Linked DNA regions of Mus musculus: region 2 is linked to region 1. The links are chromatin loops, found by intact Hi-C in ENCODE. Cell type or tissue: left cerebral cortex. All regions are shown on one strand. Links, peaks and the distances in the headings refer to the core of each region. The heading gives the core; the rest is flanking DNA. Region 1 has its middle 6.8 kb from the start of Lrrc69. Region 2 overlaps Slc26a7 (solute carrier family 26, member 7).

Region 1 (6,375 bases), core at 947-5,946:
CCCTTTAAAAACAAAACAAAACAAAACCCAACTTCAGTGGGTCTTTCAAGTTTTTACCACATTGTGTCAAGCAAGATCTCCACGGCTGTCCCCAGAACGTGCAGTCTCTGTCTTGGAATTCCTTTACACATTTTTTAGTATATGTAGTAGGTGTGAGAACTGCCACAGTATGCAATGTGGAGGTCTGACGCCAACCTGTAGGAATCAGTTCTCTCCTTCCACCATGTAAGATCCAGGAACTGAACTCAGGTCCAACTTGGTGACAAACACCTTTACTTGCTAAGCCACCTCATCAGTCCTCTATCTTGGATTTCCAGGTGAAACTGCTATGGAATTGTACCTTTAAGATTATAGCCATTCAGTTGGGATCTTTGATCTTCCTAGGTTCTAAACAAAATCTACATATCATCAGCATCATGCACTTCAGCTTCTTCGATTTGCTCTGTCTGGAAAACATTTCTCACTCTGAGCATCATTTGCTATCTGGAGAGACTAGGTGTAATAGCATTTTCTACAGAAACAGAACTGATTGAATGATACGTGGGATTTATTAGAGGGCCTTACAGCCTGTGGTCTGACTAGTCCAATAATGGCTGTCTTCCAACATAAGGTCCAAGAATCCATGTTGAATCTTGTTCAGTAGGTCCATCATGAGACTGGATATCTTCAGCATACGCAGGAATCCTTTAGAAGTAGGCTCTAATACAAGTAAAGAAATGACCTTGACAGTGAGATTGAGGTCACACAGGTTAAAAAAACAAAAAAAGCTTCCTTCTTCCTTCTTCAATATCCTGTATGTAGGCTGCTATCAGAAGGTGTGGCACAGATATGAGGTGAATCCCCCCGCCCCACCTCTATTGATCCACAAGGAAAATCCCTCACAACTGCACCAAGTGGCTTGGCTTTTAACTTACTCCAGATGTTGTCAATTTGACAACCGAGTAGAGCCATTAGTTTTACTGTTCAAACTCCCAAAGGCATGCTCCCTTATATTTAAATTTTCTTCTTGATCATCTCTCATCTTTTACTATCATCCTGACAGCATTTTTGACAAAATATTTAGAAACCCTTGGCTAGAGCATGCATTGGTGAGATAGGCTCATTTCTGGCTGTTAAGGCAAATTGCCGTACTAAACTTTCTGCTACACGGGAGCTAGCTTTCCCTTAGCTTGGTATTTTCCTCTGCTCTCTAACCCTTCACCAATAGCTTCCTAGTATGACCTAAGTCTCCCATTAATAGTCTATACAGGACTCTTATAAGCCCACTCCCAAAAGAATTTAAATAAGAAAATGAGCCCAAAAGTAGACATTGTGTACAAAATGGAATTTGTTGTGTAAACCTAACCTCATGTATTTCGGAGCCCCTGGAGCCTATTGCTTCTGTGACCAATGCCGTGCCTGCCCTGAGAAGCTGGAGATGTGACAGAAGCTAAGAGGAAATGCAAGCTCAGCATGAATATACTGCAATTAAGCCAGCGAAAGTGCAAAGGCATGTTGTGCCTTATCAGGTAGGCCGATCTAAAGAAACAGAACCGGGGCTGGTGAGATGGCTCAGCGGGTAAGAGCACCCGACTGCTCTTCCGAAGGTCAGGAGTTCAAATCCCAGCAACCACATGGTGGCTCACAACCATCCGTAACGAGATCTGACTCCCTCTTCTGGAGTGTCTGAAGACAGCTACAGTGTACTTACATATAATAAATAAATAAATCTTCTAAAAAAATAAACTATAAAAAAAAAAAAAAAAAAGAAACAGAACCAAGCAACTGTGTATGTGATACACATGGGGATTTAATAGATCAGCTTATACATTAGGGGCAAGGCAGTCTAACAATGTTTGTCCTCGAGATGAGGACGACGAGGTCAGGGAGCCACTCAGTTTATGGAGGAGGACACCTCAGCTGTCCCAGTGTGGCAATGGAAGCCTGGAAGCTCTCTGGAGCATTGCTGGTATAGAGTTCACACAGGAAGGTAGAGAAAATTGGAGTCTGATGGCAGAAGGGAGCCTCAGCGAAAGGAGCAACATCCACACTAATGCAGGCTTGAGCTGCAAATGCAGACAGACAGGGCTGTTTCTTGGGTACTCATTCGTGGAAGTGCCACCCGTGCTGAATGCAGCTCTTGCCCCTCAAAATCCTCTCTAGAAACGTCCTCACAGATGTGCTCAGAAGTACGCCTGTAAAGTGGTTCTGAATATGGTCAAGTTAACACTCAAAATGAACCATAATATTAGCCCCTGCAATAACTACTATTTCCCAAGCTGTAGCGCAAGACTTCTAAATTTCGTGTGTAATGGTGTCTTATAGCCAGAAGTGCCCTGATACTACAAGGATTTTGTGCAAAAACCCTAGCTTTGCTAACTTTGTTCAGCACAATCCCACCCTGCTATCATGTTTGTACCTGTCCCCTTCTCCTCCCACTTCTAACGACAGAAAGCCACACAGCTTCTCACCTAGACTGTTTTATATCTGCACCACAGTCTCGGATTCAACCACTGCTGACGTTACACATCTGTCTACTCAACCTTCTTATCTTGGATAGTGCTGAGGACTGAACTCGAGGCTTCACACATACTAGGTTAGCACTCGACCGCTGGACACTCCCAACATCAACTACATTTCTGTAACAAAATCTATACATCTGCTGTAAAATAGTCCATGGCCCCTCACTGCCTGTCAGTTAGAATATCCCCAGGAATGGGCTAAACATATCATATCAACAGCAGGCCACTCCTTTTACAGCCCCTAGGACAGTGTTTGTGATGACATTAAGCACACCTTTTGCTCATGCTATTCATTTGCTCTGCACTAAGGAGAATACTTTCCAAAGCAGACTTTAAGCTCCACTTAGCATTTTGTATCTTCTATTTTATGTTCTTTTCTTATTCTTCCTTGCTATGATATACTAAGTCGCAGCTGAACGACAATCTCTAACAGCGTAACTGACAGAGAAGGCACCCAATGGCTGTTCATTAAACTTGGCTGAACAATCAAAAATGAGGGCGCACCAAGTTTAAAGCATCAAAAGACTGTACTGTTTTAGAGACAAAGAAGGATAAAGTTGAGAAGTCAGGTCAAAATGAACCATAACGTGGTTCACATATATGTGGGAAAGATCATGACTGTAGTTGGTCTTTTGCGGGTATATTAGATGACCTCTTATGGTATGGAGGGAGAGGGTACGTAGGAAGGTATCTGTCAAGACAGGGCAGTTGTGAAAGTCCAGGTTTATAGACATTAGAAACCTAGAAAATGGAATAGAAAAAGACTTGAGTTTGCTTTTTCACATTCTTAAATTTGGACCTGTGTCTTAAATACACCCCTATGTGTGGGCAGCTACAAATGAGAGGGTTGCTGAACTGCCTGCTGCAGAGCCTCGTGGAATGCTGGCACTGGGAGCTTTCCCAGCAAGAAGAAATCAAACCATTTGGCAAGAAAATTGAAAAATCATCAGCTTTTTAAAACACCAGCCTGTGAACCCAGTACAGGACCAAGAAGCTAAAGCTGGATGCTAATCCAGACCAGAGTTAATGACTTACTATGTGAACTTCAAGTCAGTCAAACTGGCTCTATCTCCTGTCTCATCAGTAAAACAACAAGAGGGAATACGAGTCTATTCCACAGAGACGCCTGGGAAATAGCTAACTAATGATTATAAACGACTCTGGAAGTACAAAGTGCTAGGAGAATGCTCAATTATGTATCCTAGAATGTCAAGGACCTTAAAGTGAAATAACTATTTATTTCACTGATAAAGAGAAGGCTAGTTGTACTTACTAAAATACTATGATATGAAATTATCTAGCTAATTCTGAATGTAACAAAGGCCCCTGTGAAAAACTGACAGATTTTTGAAAGCCAGGAAAATGCATGAAAAACCAGGAATTCATAAATACAGATTATGAAAGAAACCAATGCATTTACTTGACTTGTTTTGGCAAGCTTATTTTGTGATTAAAGTGTGGTCTGGGACTTGGGTAAAAGTTTTCAAACTAGCAGATGCTTCATATGCTCAAAACGGCTACAGTAACTCTCTGTCCTATAATAAATGGACCCCGTTTCTCTTGGTTCACTTTTTAAAGCAAATGTGGAAATAGAAAGTTTGTATTAGGGCCCTGTACGGCCACAGGCCTGCCTTCTGGTGAGAACCTTACTGATGACTAGTCATGTGGCATGGACAAAGAACTCTTTAAGTCTCCTCCTCTTAGCTTTACAACAGGCATGAAAACACCAAACCTGGCACTGGGGGATGAACAAGACCACGAGTGTAAACTAGTTAGCACAACTCCGGGAACAAAGTGAGTGTTCAAGAAAAGTTCATTAGCTTTTGTGCAATTTCATATACACAAATAAACCAAGATCCCCACTGTTATTTAAACACTGAGATGTAAGCACTACTCAGCCGACACAGTGGTTAGCACATGCACACCACATGCAGTACCTGCCTCCCTGCTGCCATCCATGGGACAACATCCCCTTCTTTATTCCTCTTTTGTTTAATGTGCTCTTACTATGTCTGGTCTAGAACTCTCTATGTAGACCAGGCTGGCCTTGAATTCACAGAAATCCACCTGGCTCAGCCTTCTGAGTACTGTGCACCACCACACTTGGCTATCTACTTCCTCATCCATCATGACTTCACTATATTTATTGGATATCTGAGTGCCTAGGTAGCCCTTCTTACACAAGTTCAAATGAAAAGCTAAATAATGACCTGTCAGAAACAGTGCACAAAATAACTTGCCATGGGTTAGGAGACTGGATCTCTATGAGCAGTTCATAAAATTTAGAAGACCATGTCACTGATGAAAAATAGAGAATTATCCAGTTTTATTGCTAAGTGTCTTAGTCAGGGTTTCTATTCCTGCACAAACATCATGACCAAGAAGCAAGTTGGGGAGGAAAGGGTTTATTCAGCTTACAATTCCATACTGCTGTTTATCACCAAAGGAAGTCAGGACTGGAACTCAAGCAGGTCAGGGAGCAGGAGCTGATGCAGAGGCCATGGAGGGATGTTCTTTACTGGCTTGCTTCTCCTCGTTTGCTCAGCCTGCTTTCCTATAGAACCCAAGACTGCCAGCCCAGAGATGGCACCACCCACAAGGGGCCTTTCCCCCTTGATCACTAATTGAGAAAATGCCTTACAGTTGGATCTCATGAAGGCATTTCCTCAACTGAAGCTCCTTTTGCTGTGATAGCTCCAGCTCTGTCAAATTGACACAAAACTAGCCAGTACACTAAGTAAGGTAATTTTTAAAGCTTCATCCTTAAGTACAAGCGGCATAATTACATAAATAGGGACTTCTTAGTTCCTCTGATAGAGAATATAGGCTTTAAGCAACTTTCCTCAAGTACATGAATGCATCACATCACATCTTTTGCCAATGGGACCGGATTCCAGAGAAGGAATTTAATTATTATGTATTGAGATGAACTGCTCTAAAATCTATTTTTAAAACATACAGATAGACACATCTTTTCTACTGAATATTTAAAACATTCAAACAGATACGCACATATCTTCTACCAAATATTAAAAACATACAAATCAGAAGGAACTAGTCAATAAAGGGATGGAGGCAGAAAACAAAACACAGAGATAAAACCAAAACCAATCAATTCCTAAACATCTACAGAGGCCAATGATTGGGAATAAACAATGCAAGCGAAACACAGGAAGGAATGGCTTACAGTAACGCCAGGACTGTGGCTTGGACACTGGACATGTCTGATGGAGACAAGAAACACAAGTTAGCTGACACTAAGCAGACTGCCTGTCCTCCTACAACAGACAGCTGCTACCAGCTTCCCACAGAGTCCTGCCAGGAAACCCTGGCCTGGCAGCAACAACCCTTTGAAGTTATTTTTTTCCCTTGAAAAGGTGAAAACAAGAATTTTAAAGTGAAATCTCCTTGTTTTTAAACTACCAACTAATCTTTTCTTTTAAACAAAGTTAAATCACTACATGGGCCAAGCAAAATATAACTGCTGTATTCAGCACACCGACTTCTAACCTACATAGTTTATTTGCTGAAGTATCAGCATCCTCTCTTCTACCACAGTCCACGAGACAACCCCAATCACTTCATCCTACAGTATAAAAACAAGGAGAGCCAACTCTCAACCTATAAACTGAGGGAGAAGATCACAACAGCAGGGACTGAAGAACTCAAAAACAACCTACTTTTAACATGGTCCTCTTATCTCTTACAAACTCATAATCTGGAGTTCAATTCATCCCTTGGTAGTACTGTGCTGGCTGAAACGATAAACACGGGTGATACAGAAAAGAAGTCACAAGAGACTCTGATTTAGCAAATTAACACTTCACCAGCCCTCTGCAGAGACAGCAATGTATTTCAGTAAGTTACATTAGCC
Region 2 (6,375 bases), core at 996-5,995, 300 kb before region 1:
ACTCAGGTGTAATTTCTCAGACAATACTGTCTGAGCATTAACAACAAAACAGAATAAACCATCCAACAATGATGACTTCAATATCAGCCAGGGTTCATAGTCTACAAAAAATTAAAAATGCCTATAATTCATGAGTTTAATTAAGGCCAAACTTGTAGAGCGAAATATCACTTTACATATACCATAATATATTTCTTTTCTTGGCTCTGCATGACTCATGATTATATGATGGAGTCCAATGGGTTGGGGATGAAAAATATCACCACCGTGTACCATTAAAAAGAGGAAAGTGGGGTACAGAATAAGGCTCCTTTTTATAAGGAAATTATTCCTAAGTCCCCCTCAACTTTTCCTTAGAAAATCATCTGTAAACAATACTGGTCACCTTCCTTGGTACCACCCCAATATGTGACGAAGAGATTGAAGTGATTTGGGGAACCAAGACTGTTCTTTTGAATTTGTTTCAGTAAAAATGAAAATGACCATGAAAGTTTGGAACACTATTTTAGGCATCTTCATTTATTATTTCATCCTACCAAAGACTGAGGTGTTAAAACGGTGGATCATGTGAATGTTTGCCTTGCATTGCCTAAGAAATATTCCAGTCTGTCACTTGGACAGGAGTTAGAATTTGCTCTTCCAGATGCTCATAAACACCACACTAGAAGGCCAATGTTTAATTTATATTTTTAACTTGTTTTTCAAACTCTTTTTGCAGGACCTGTTTTTTTGTTTTCTGACAGTGTTAGTAAGTCTGTATAATAGCTTAGATGCCATTAAGAATAAAGCATAATTTAATCTATGGCTTCATATATAAGACAATTTGTTAGAAAATTGTTAGATTTCATACTTGTATATAGTTAAAAATAAAATATACAAGCATGAAAAAAGTTTAAACTCATATCTGGCTATTAGTGTTGTACATTATCTTATTATTTGAGCAAATTTACAGATAATCACATTCAAGCTCACCTCTGACAAAAGAAAATGGAAAACATACCATGGAGATCTATCTGTCATCTGTCTGTCTGCTGCCTACCTGTCTTCTGTCTGTCTGTTGTTCTATCTGCCATCTATCTATCTCAGTATAGATTAAAAACAGATTACATTTTACTGAATTTTTATATCTCAAGTAGAAAATTCAAAATTTCTAAAGATTAATCTTGTATCCAAAGGCACAAAAGCATTCTACTTACGATATTTTGTTATTGAAAAGATCATATTTGTGAAATAATTACATATCAAATTCTCATATTCTCTGGTTGCAATAAAATAAGTCTGAAAGCAGAATATCTCGTGTGTGGCAATGCAGAAGTCAGAATTATCTGATTGAACACACAAATGGTTTCCAGTATCCACAACTCAACAGATTAATGTCAAGAACTTGGTTTTACTAAAACACCAGTTTTCTTCCACATATGAACTCATAGTTGAATGCGTGAACATTGTCAGAGTGATTATGTTGATGGGTATTGACATTAATAACTCCTATGTTGTCTTTTTTCCTCAACTGCTTTATATCTGTAGATTCCACTTTTCACTGTATGAAGTGGTACCTTGTCTTACTGATGTTTAAATAACTTTGGGATTAAAAACTATGGAGAAGTGGCACATTTGCTAACACTCTTTTTTTTAACTAGATGATGTAATATTTTTTACAAATGGACTATAAATAATCCAAACCATTTCTGAAAAAAAAAAGTGTTTCTCCACTTGTTAGCTTACAACAAAAAAGAAATAATACCATACAAAATACTCTCATAGCAAGAAATAAAAGCATGTTTACTGTTCAGTAAACTAAAGCTAAATGCATATTGATGCCTATATGAAATAACTAAATGAATCTGTTTATTAAGGAAAATTAGAAAAAATAGAAGGTCAGCAAGTCTTGGCCAGTGGCTATGCAGTTGCCAAGTCATATCATTCTTACTGAGTGATACACTGTATATACACCAAAATGTGTGCAAAATGCCAGGATCTGGCCTCTTTGGGGCAGCTGCTAAAGATGAGGCGTGCACTTCAACACATGGGTCTCAGACTTCACTGTGGTCACTGGCCTTGCTCAAATTCTAAAAAAGAAGAAAAAAGAATCACATATTACTCACTTACCTCATAATCTGCACCGCAATGAAAGAGCAGCAGTAACATAAGCCACACCCATCAGTAACAAAGCTGCACATCCCATGCCCAGCGACTGACTTTGAAACCAGCCAAATACTGGACTTGGCCTTTGTTTTCCTACTTCTAAAAATCTGGCTGAGTAAGAATCCCTATTTCACATGCAGTGGCAAATTTAATTAATGTGACTGAGAGCTTTAGAATATTCTAGAATGCAGTAGGTACTCAATGCACGTACGTAATAATAATGATAGTGTTATTGTTCTGACTGAAGATGAGCTCAGTCCCCGTGGGAAGCGCTAATGCTGCCCGGTAATGGAGAAAGGCAAAATGACTTAGAGCTACAGCGACATTGCTGGAAACCACGACTATGGAAATCATTACAAAATCATTAACAAAAGCCCAATATTGCACAGTAATTTGCGTACTTATAGACATGTGACCACCACAAGCCATAAATGATGCTCCAAAAGATGACTATAAATAAGCCTATTGACGTGAGTATCTGAGCACAAAATTTATTTAAAATTGATATTTAGTATTTGCATTGGAGAGCTCCAAGGTCAAATTCCAGACAGTGGATCTTAGATTAAAGCTAAGGTGATCATCAAATTCTCTAAGCCAGGACAACATTAGAAGATTCAAATTATTTAACAGTTGTTCATAACTTGCCCACCAAATGGAATGGAATCATTTCTTTTAAAGTAAATGTGTCAGATGCAGAAGCAAGGGTTATTCATAGATTCTTTTTTTTTTCCCCTTAGAGATCAGTGAGAAGAGAACCTTATAAAATTTCCAACGATGATGTATGTATTCTAGTTTTTCTTACAAAACTCTTGTTCCCTAACTTAGCCAACTCACCTTATTTGATTGGATGATACTTATCGCAGCAGGTACCGAGTCAAAAAAAATTGGTTTTTCGGTGTCTAGGTCTCCATAGTATGTCATTGCTTTTATCAAGGATGCTGCAAAGAAGAAGGCACAGGATATGTAAAGACACATGGAGCAGCTGAGAGGAGTCATCTGATGGTAGCTGACAACACCGTCTTACCAGTACAGTTGGCTAAGAACACATCCACACTCCTGCTCTTGCAATCAAGGTAGAGCTGGAAGAAGGAAAAGAGCAGACACATGGTTAGTGCTGCGAAGCAGACTTGAGGGAAGAACCAGGCTTTGGGAAAAGGAGAACTCTTGGGAAAATAAATGAAGAAACATTTCTGAAATCAAACCACCAGAGGGAGGCATTGTTACACAGTTAAGGACGTGCCCAGCACTCTCTAAAGGATTCAAATTGAAATATTCTACAGAGACTAAATTTAGCTGTTCCTATTACCATTTCTTTAGAAAAATGAAAACATAATCTTTGCTTCCTTGTAAAAATGAGAGAGGACTGCTCTCAACATCTTTTATGGAAAGTCCAGAACCAGCCCGTGGAGGTGATGAAGGATGCTAGCCTGCTAACTTTCGTACTTGGTGCACCAAGTGGAAGAGTCGAATTCATGCACAGGCAGACTAGGGCCTTGACTCTTACCTTCTAGACAACTTAGCCAGAAATAATTTAGGAGCCAGTGATTTTCATTCACCAAAAGCAGACTAAGATCATGAAATCTGGCTAAGCGTGCATGTAAAGTTTCATTTATAGTTGGATGGAATCGGTTATATGACAATGATGTTTCCTATATACAAAACATGGACAGCTGCAATTACAATACAATCTAGAATGTATTGTAAGCATGTATGCTACATGATACATCATTTCTCTCATCTTTCTCCACCAGAAGTCCTTTTTGAAAAGTGAGAACTGTGGATTAATCAGAGGTGAGTATAAATGAAAAACAACAACAACAACAAAAAATAAACTACAGGCTCTGACTTTGACATTCAATAAGTGGCTTCCATTTCTTTAAGTTAATGTGATTAATTCAACGTGACCTTTTGGTGTTTGACTTTTCTTTGGCCCAATGGAACTCAAACACATTGCTGTTATGGATGGCCCATTGATGTTGACAAAGACAATCTCCAGTTCACCGATCTGCCTCGACTCCCAACACCGGCAAAAGAATAAACACAAGGCACCCAGCTCCCTTCCCTCCACAACTCCAACATCAATGCTCTTGGTGCTGAAGTTGCTCAGTACACAATCTAGAGCGTTCCTAAACAACAGAGAAACTGGAATAGCTGGTCAGGCATTGCTGCTCATGGCTCCAAACTTTTTTTCAGGGTAGCTGTAACTAGAAATAATAGTGCTTGCAAAAATATTTGCACTTTGAAGAAATGGTCTTAAAACTCACTATACATATATGTATATATAAATCAGGTGATGTATGTATGTATGTATGTATGTGTTACTATTATGTGTACATTTGTGTTCATACATGAGCATACAACAGCACATATTGGAAATTAGAAGAACAACCAACAAAACGAAACTCTGTTGTGGAATGATTCATGTTTATGCAGGTTCTGGGGATCAACTCAGGTTGTCAGTCTTGCCTGGCAAAACTCTTTATCTACTGAGCCATCTCACTAGCTCAAGTCATGACTTTTTAAAGCTAGAAATATAATAATAGATGTTAGCACTGCTGCATGCTTACTACCTGCGCTGACCACTTCCGTGCTTTACTGGCTGTTTCCTGTGAACTCACAGTGTGAAGAAGAGGAGAGCTCTTTACTTCTAGTTTATAGAAAAGCAAACAGATGAGGGCTGGGGAGATGGCTCAGTAGGTAAAGCTCTTGTCACAAACACACCAAGACCTGATTTTGAGCCCTCCAAACAAACCTAAAACAGTACAGAAAAACAGAACAGCCCACTGCTCCTGTCAATACAGGGGGACGGGGCAGAGACAGGAAAAGTCCCTATCATATGTCAGCTACCTGGCAAATGACGAACACATACTGTCTCAAACAAGGCTGAAAGCCAGCACTGAGACCGGTGTCTCTCCTTTGACATACACACATGCACCGTGTCATTCATGTAGCCACATTCACTCAAATAACCACATGGTGAGGGGTGGGGGGAAGAGAGGAGAAAGGAAAGGAGAGGAGAGGGGAGGGGAGGGGAGGGGAGGGGAGGGGAGGGGAGGGGAGGGGAGAAAGGGGAAGGGGAAGGGAAAGGAAAGGAAAGGAAAGGAAAGGAAAGGAAAGGAAAGGAAAGGAAAAAGAAGGCAAGACAAGGCAAGGCAAGGCAAGACAGAATTTAGCTCCAGGCACAGAACTAGTATCTGGCTGATGTGTGAATCTAAAATCTTTCTATCCTTAAAGCCTATGTGCTTAACACAAATTCTAATGTAGCCATGAGGCAATAAACCATGCAGTAATAAGGAGAAAAAATGAAACAGGTACAACATTGCCAGCTTTGTGTATATAGCAAAAAATAGCGTGCCAAGTGCAAGTACAGTTTTCCTGCCAATTTAAAAGGATATCAGTTGTCCTAATGCAGCATGGAGACCGTTTAAGCCATTATGATGATTCAGGTAGAAAACAAAAGCAACAACCTCCATTCACTGGCACACTTCGCTGCCTGGACTGCTTTATTCCTCTTAACTATCAGCCTTCAAACCTAAACCAAAGGGCATCAGGTCCCTTGTCTTCCTCTTAACCAACTCTAGGCCGCGTCTTCAAACATCTAGAGTGGGCAACTAATAATTTCAGCTAAAAATTTAAAAGTAGCTCAAGAACAACAGCGTCGTGGTTCTTACAAACCTTGATTTGCATCTTCCATTTGCTTTCTAAATACCTTCGGTTCTTAGAATCATCTCCTCATTTCCACAAAGCAACTACCAAGATTTAAACAAATGGCTGATTCCCTAGCACAGTGCAGGCCTGGGACAGATCCAGCATAATTCCCAGCCGTCCTCAGGATCAGCACTTTCCCACCAAGCTCCTCTGTTCCCAGCCTCCTGGACAGACACTCAGTTCGCCCTGATAGTTCTGGAATGTGAAAGGTGGGAACTCTCGAAGTAAATGTTATGATACAAATGGAGAGATAGAAAATATATAGGATCTCGGACGATCTGAATTCCATCAATCCATTTTTTTTTTTCTGGTTATTTATATGTTTACTTGGGGGGTTAAAACCATGGTTTTGATTGCTAGTCAGCGCTCTGTCGCTGAACCAGTGTCCCAGAGCTAACACAACACTTTAAAAATAATTCAGATAAAATGAAAGAAAAGGGGACCTCCTCGGATGATTCGAGTGTCCATTACAAAGCGATTCCCAACCGCAGCGTTAGGTGGGGGAGGGGTGAATGCAGCAGC

The links. Hi-C counts contacts between places; a loop is a spot of excess contacts. Peaks named below come from ENCODE experiments on the same cell type or tissue, not always from the same donor. Only the 100,000 strongest peaks of a DNase experiment are listed, where the experiment ranks them.
Region 2: it touches region 1 in a loop (2.9-fold over the local background); 12 of 42 quality-filtered maps call a loop at or near these places.

The regions. Positions count from the first base shown.
Region 1 is chr4:14,799,715-14,806,089 of GRCm38, forward strand. It overlaps a transcript of Lrrc69 not described here. Among named protein-coding and RNA genes, the nearest start is that of Lrrc69, 6.8 kb to the left of the region's middle. In left cerebral cortex, for the core only: no CTCF peak of the experiment used is centred there; DNase peaks (open chromatin) are centred at 3,366 and 5,833.
Region 2 is chr4:14,503,434-14,509,808 of GRCm38, forward strand. It overlaps Slc26a7 (solute carrier family 26, member 7), which reads right to left. Exons shown (of 19, transcript NM_145947.2): 17 at 3,170-3,224; 18 at 2,980-3,083; 19 at 1,764-2,069. The coding sequence ends at 2,034. Among named protein-coding and RNA genes, the nearest start is that of Slc26a7, 120 kb to the right of the region's middle. In left cerebral cortex, for the core only: a CTCF peak has its summit at 3,360 (motif pointing right); a DNase peak (open chromatin) is centred at 3,338.